Regions from separate parts of the Homo sapiens genome. Here region 1 is linked to region 2. The links are chromatin loops, found by intact Hi-C in ENCODE. Cell type or tissue: GM12878. All regions are shown on one strand. Links, peaks and the distances in the headings refer to the core of each region. The heading gives the core; the rest is flanking DNA. Region 1 has its middle 24 kb from the start of TMEM177. Region 2 holds the start of LOC107985817 (a long non-coding RNA gene).

The links. Hi-C counts contacts between places; a loop is a spot of excess contacts. Peaks named below come from ENCODE experiments on the same cell type or tissue, not always from the same donor. Only the 100,000 strongest peaks of a DNase experiment are listed, where the experiment ranks them.
Region 1: it touches region 2 in a loop (4-fold over the local background); 10 of 110 quality-filtered maps call a loop at or near these places.

What each region holds. Positions count from the first base shown.
Region 1 is chr2:119,701,826-119,704,737 of GRCh38, forward strand. It overlaps a transcript of TMEM177 not described here. Among named protein-coding and RNA genes, the nearest start is that of TMEM177, 24 kb to the left of the region's middle. RefSeq lists enhancers at 1-48, 49-654, 1,262-1,866. In GM12878, for the core only: a CTCF peak has its summit at 1,196 (motif pointing right); no DNase peak of the experiment used is centred there.
Region 2 is chr2:120,005,775-120,008,686 of GRCh38, forward strand. LOC107985817 (a long non-coding RNA gene) reads left to right here and starts at 2,067. Exons shown (of 4, transcript XR_001739205.2): 1 at 2,067-2,407. RefSeq lists an enhancer at 1,199-1,493. In GM12878, for the core only: a CTCF peak has its summit at 1,530; a DNase peak (open chromatin) is centred at 567; H3K27ac peaks cover 870 bases.

The DNA of each region.
Region 1 (2,912 bases), core at 244-2,743, 300 kb before region 2:
ATTGGTCAGATTGGAGAGGGAATCAGAGAGGATCAAAGTGAGCTTTTCTTGCTGTCTTCTGTTCCTGGGTGGGACAGCAGAACAGGTTGAGTCAGATTACCGGTCTAGTTTCTCAGCTGATCCATCCAGTGCAGGGTCTGCAGAATATCTCAAGCACGGATCTTAGGTTTTACAGTAGTGATGTTATCCTCAGGAGCAATTTGGGGAAGTTCAGACTCTTGGAGCCGGAGGCTGCATGACCCCTAAACTGTAATTTCTAATCTTGTAGCTAATTTGTTAGTCCTGCAAAGCCAGGCTGGTCCCCAGGCAAGAACTGATTTTGTTTCATAGCCAAACCATGAACTGAATTCCTTCCCAAAGTTAGTTTGGCCTATGCCCAGGAATGAACAAGGACAGCTTAAATGTTAGAAGCAAGATGGAGTCGGTTAGGTCTGATTTCTTTCACTGTCATCATTTCCTCAGTTATAATATTGCAAAGGCAGTTTCACCAATGTAACAAGTGAAGGGGTCCCACCATCAGGAATGTGGGGCCTCTCATGGGGACTCCTTGGCTGCTGGCTGCTGGCTGCTGGCTGCTGCCCAGGAACATCTCAGCAGTGAGTGAGATGGTGCTTATGAGGACAGATGACAAAGAGGATTGGTGGCTCCTATGTCTTGGCACTACATAAGAGTTCCTTTGTTCACCCACCTTGCTCTAGGACATAATCCCAGGGAAAGGGCAGGAGAGAACCCTGAAATGACTAAAATTAAGTTACTACCACTTTTTGATGGAATTGGAGTTCAAAATAAAAATGTAAAAATTAATGCAAAATAAAGTTACTTTTCTTATTCACCTGAGTCAGAGACAAGCAAAAATGCCATGGGATCAGGGGAAAAGGGCATAAAGATTGCACTGGGTGGTTGGGGAGTGTGATTGCAGAAGGCTTCCTGGAGGAGGTGAGGCTGAATTGAACATTTTAAGGTTCTTGATATGTATGCCGATTTAAATTTCCAATAGTGTCAGACCTCCTGCTCTAACCAAAACAGTCCTCTATCCCAGGGATGTCATCCCTTGGATGCTCAAAGCCCTGTGGGAACTTCTCAGGGGGCTGGTACCAGAGCCTGGGTGCATACTATCCTCAGAGTGGCCAATTCCTGTGACCGGGCAGGAGCCCGCTGGGCACTGTTTCCCGCAGATGCCCTATCTGGCCAGCAGGGGGAGCAAGCTCACCGTGGCCCAGGGCGTGGCCGGCTCAGCAGGAGCCCCCGGGAGAAGGGCCGGTGGAAGCCCAGAGAGCTAGGAGCGCCTCCTCGCTTTACTAGCCTGCTAGGGAGTGGCACCTTTGTCACCGTTAGACTTTTATCCCTCAGCCCTCAGCCCTGGGCCCAGCCCTGCATTTTCCTCTAGAACAGTTCTTTTGGGTGCTACTCCTGACTTGTAACTGGACAAAGAAAGTAGGAGTTGATGGCACATCATGGTTTCCAGGGACCTCTTGGGACAGCTGGGAGCGAGGCTGGGCCTCTGGGGTTTCTCGCCTGAACTCTCCAAGCCTGTGGCCTGTGGAGAGGCCCCATCCACTGAGTCATGTAAAATGGCAGATGTTGACAAATAATTATGGGCAAAGATGCCCATCACACTCATTGAGCAGGGGCCATTCCAAATGTCCCTTCATACTACTACTGATAATAACTTGTAGTCCCACCGTATGATGAAATGTCATTTAGCAGTTAAAAACCCTGGCGTCCAGGGATATTTAATGACATGGGATAGTGCTCACATATAATGTGGATGTTTTTCTCCATTCGTTCTTCCAGAATCATGCTCTGCCCTGCCCCGCACCCCAGGAGGTTGGTCCCATGCTCCGGATCACCCCGACTCCCTTCCCCTCTGGCTCCAAGCTGGATTCAGCCCACAGGAGACACCAGCAGAAGATGGAAGGCTGGGAGGAGAGGCTGGGATCTGTCTCCTCCACTCTCTGCCTGTCTCAGGGCCTCCAGGACTGCAGCTTCCACTGGGCAGCCTCCCCTTGATCCTAAGGGTGGTAACAGCTTCCTGCTATTGCCAGCTGCTGGGTGCCTCAACATCCTTTGTTGGTTTCCTTAAACTTGTCCACATCTCTGTAAATCATCCTTTACTAAATAGCCCTTCATCTGAAGCATCAGTATGAATGCCATTCCTGCCAGGACTCTGACCAATGCACATGGTAAGTGAAAAGAGAAAAATACAGAACTTTGTATTTAAAAAAAGGCAGATACTTTATCTGTATTATTTCACTAAACCCTCACAGCAATGCAGTGGAATGCAGCCGAAAGGAGTGTTGACACCAGATTCAAATTTAGAAAGCATTTGAAAGCATGGTCTAATAATGTCTCCATGGAAGAGGAAGAACATGCTGACAAAGGAAGTGAAGAAGGTACTCTAGACATTTATTCCATTTAGAAGCTGCCATAAGTTACTACCAGATTGTATTTTTTTAATGCATAATATTTTAACTCTTAAGAATGTACTTCTGGGCCAGGCATGTTGTCTCACGCCTGTAATCCCAGCAGTTTGGGAGGCTGAGGTGGGTGGATCACGAGGTCAGGAGATTGAGACCATCCTGGCCAACATGGTGAAACCCCGTCTGTACTAAAAATACAAAAATTAGCTGGGCGTGGTAGCGCATGGCTGTAATCCCAGCTACTTGGGAGGCTGAGGCAGGAGAATCGCTTGAACCTGGGAGGTGGAGTTTGCAGTGAGCCAAGATTGTGCCACTGCACTCCAGACTCCGTCTCAAAAAAAAAAGAATGTGCTTCTGATAAAGAAGAAGGGGAGGAAAGGAGGAGGAGGAAGGTAGCTTGATAAAGTAGGACACATTTTCATCGTTGTGCAAACATAAGAAAATAAAGTAGGCCACATGAGCTCAGATGACCTGGTTTTTCCCTAAGCCAAA
Region 2 (2,912 bases), core at 133-2,632:
GCGATTCTTGTGCCTCAGCCTCCCAAGTAGCTGGGACTACAGGCACCTGCCACCACGCCCGGCTAATTTTTTTGTATTTTTAGTACAGACGGGGTTTCGCCATGTTGGCCAGGCTGGTCTCGAACTCCTGACTTCAAGTGATCTGCCCGCCTCAACCTCTCAAAGTGCTGGAATTACAGGCGTGAGCCACTGCGCCCGGCCTAATTACCTCATTTTACACATGAGAAAACCGATGCCAGGAAAGATAATGCCTTGTCCAAATGAGTCAGTAGCAGGTGGTCGCCACTGATCTTTCTACCACAAGGTCTCCTAATACCTTCCCTGCCCCTGGTGTCAAGCAGTAGTCACAGGTATGGGAACAGTCACCTAAAGACCAAGTTACTCAATGTGTAGACCACTAATGTCCACTATCAACACACTGCAAGCTTGTTTGTAGGGCAGAATCTCAGGCCCCACCCCAGGCTTAAACCTTTTAATAAGATCCCCAGGTGACTCATATACATATTAACTTCTAGAAGCATTGAGCCTTGGCTCCTACCTTTTTCTTCCCCTGAGTCTCAGTCTCATCATGGTTTCACCAGTAGGCAAAACCAATGGTGAAATAGTTTCACTTCTGCCTCTCTATTACTCAGTATCATGAACTTGCCTGGAGCCATCAAAGCTTTTCTGATTTTTTTTTTCTTCCTAACAGTATAAATAAAGAGTATAGGCTACCGAGTAAGACACTGTTCCAGATAATCCTGAACAAAATGATGCATTAGGTCCTTTGCCCTGAGTAGCCAGAAGTAGGGGGAAAGCCTGGAGGCTTTGGAGAAAGAAATGACTTGTCTCCAACTCATCCTTCCATGTCTCTTCTCTGCATACTTCCAACCCCTGCCTTCCCCCATTCTGTTAGTGTGTCCTTCAATTAGCCAATGTGGCTAATCATTTAGTATGAATTAGTTTAAGGTCTTACTCCTCCCAGGAATATTTGCAAAGAAGGGAAGGGTGGAATTTCAAACATGCGATTCCGGCTCAGAAAAGATTTAGCTGGGTAAAAGGGAGCCACCAAATCACGTGAAAGTAGGCTTGGGCCGTGGCTCCATTTCAGGAGATCCTAGTCTTCCACTTGTAGCACAAAGGTTATCTTTGCTCCTAGGTCTGTAAAATTTGCATTGTCTTATATGTAGTATTGCATGATTTTGAAAACATGTTAGATGATTTACTTTGTGTAAGGCTCATAACTATTCTGTGGGGAAGCTGGCATCATCTTCATTTTACAGGACTTAAACTTGTTTGGGGCCTTTTAGCTTCCAAATCAAACTCCAGGCTCCTTGCAATATGCTAATAAAATTGTCTCTCTTATGGGCGTTTCTTTTTTTTCTTTTTTTTTTTTGAGATGAAGTTTCGCTTTCGTTGCTCAGGCTGGAGTGCAATGGCGCCATCTGGGCTCACCGCAACCTCCGCCTCCTGAGTTCAAGCGATTCTCCTGCCTCTGCCTCCCAAGTAGCTGGGATTACAGGCATGCACCAGCATGCCTGGCTAATTTTTATTTTTAGTAGATACAGGGGTTCTTCATGTTGGTCAGGCTGGTCTTGAACTCCTGACCTCAGGTGATCTGCCTGCCTCGGCCTCTCACAGTGCTGGGATTACAGACGTAAGCCACTGTGCCTGGCCATGGGAGTTTCTTATGACTGGTTTTAGTTTAGTTTAGTTTTGTTTTGTTTTGTTTTGAGACGGAGTGTTGCTCTGTTGCCAGGCTGGAGTGCAGTGGCGCTATCTTGGCTCAGACTCACCACAACCTCCGCCTCCCAGGTTCAAGCGATTCTCCTGCCTCAGCCTCCGGAGTAACTGCGACTACAGGCACGCACCACCGCACACGGCTAATTTTTGTATTTTTAGTAGAGACGGGGTTTCACCATGTTGGCCAGGATAGTCTCGATCTCTTGACCTCGTGATCCGCCCACCTCGGCCTCCCCAAAGTGCTGGAATTACAGACATGAGCCACAATGACCAGCGTGGTTTTGTTTGTTGATTTATTTTATTTGTACACATCTTTTAAATAGATAATGCTCTCCTAGATTCAGTGTTTGAGAAACAAATTCTTCATGATACTCACTCTTCTGAGGGTATTTTCTTTTCATGGCCCAATCTTGTTTCACCGGTACATTCGCTGCTTCCTCCCTACCATATCATCATGGCCATCACTGTTCTTTTGGAATGCAGGGCCACTTCAGTCTCCAAGAGAACTGATTCTTATGTCGGAATTCTCTCTAAGCCAATCTGTTCAGCATACTTTGACACGAATGAATGGCCTCACCAGGGTGGACCAGTTCAGAGAAGGCTGACTAAGGAAGCAAAGAGCCTGGAAATCAGAACAAGAGAAGATTTTGCAGGCTTGGGACAAGTGTCTTCAATGATTTAAAGGGTTGTGATGTGAAAGAGAGATTATGTTATTTCTTAGGGGTAGAGGTAGATTTACTGTGAAGATAAATCTGGTTTAAGCTTTAGGGCTATTGTGTGGCCTCCTTCCAAGACGCTGTACCTAATTTTGAATCTTTAAATTTGTGTTATTCCAACTAAAGACCTCTTCCCCCACCATCAAATTACAGTATATGAGTTACACAAAAACTGGATATACCCCTATCTGTGTGGAACCAGAGAGCAAACCAGGACCTAGGATAGAAGTGAAAATCTCACGTGAGGGTATTTGTTCAATATATTAGTTCAGTAAAAGAAAATCTTTCCATGGGCCAAGACAATGCCACCAGGAAGTGGGTTTTGGTAGGCACCTTCTTTTTTTTTTTTTTTGAGAGGAGTCTCACTCTGTTGCCAGGCTGGAGTGCAGTGGCGCGATCTCGGCTCACTGCACCTCCACCTCTGGTGTTCAATCGATTCTCCTACCTCAGCCTACCAAGTAGCTGGGATTACAG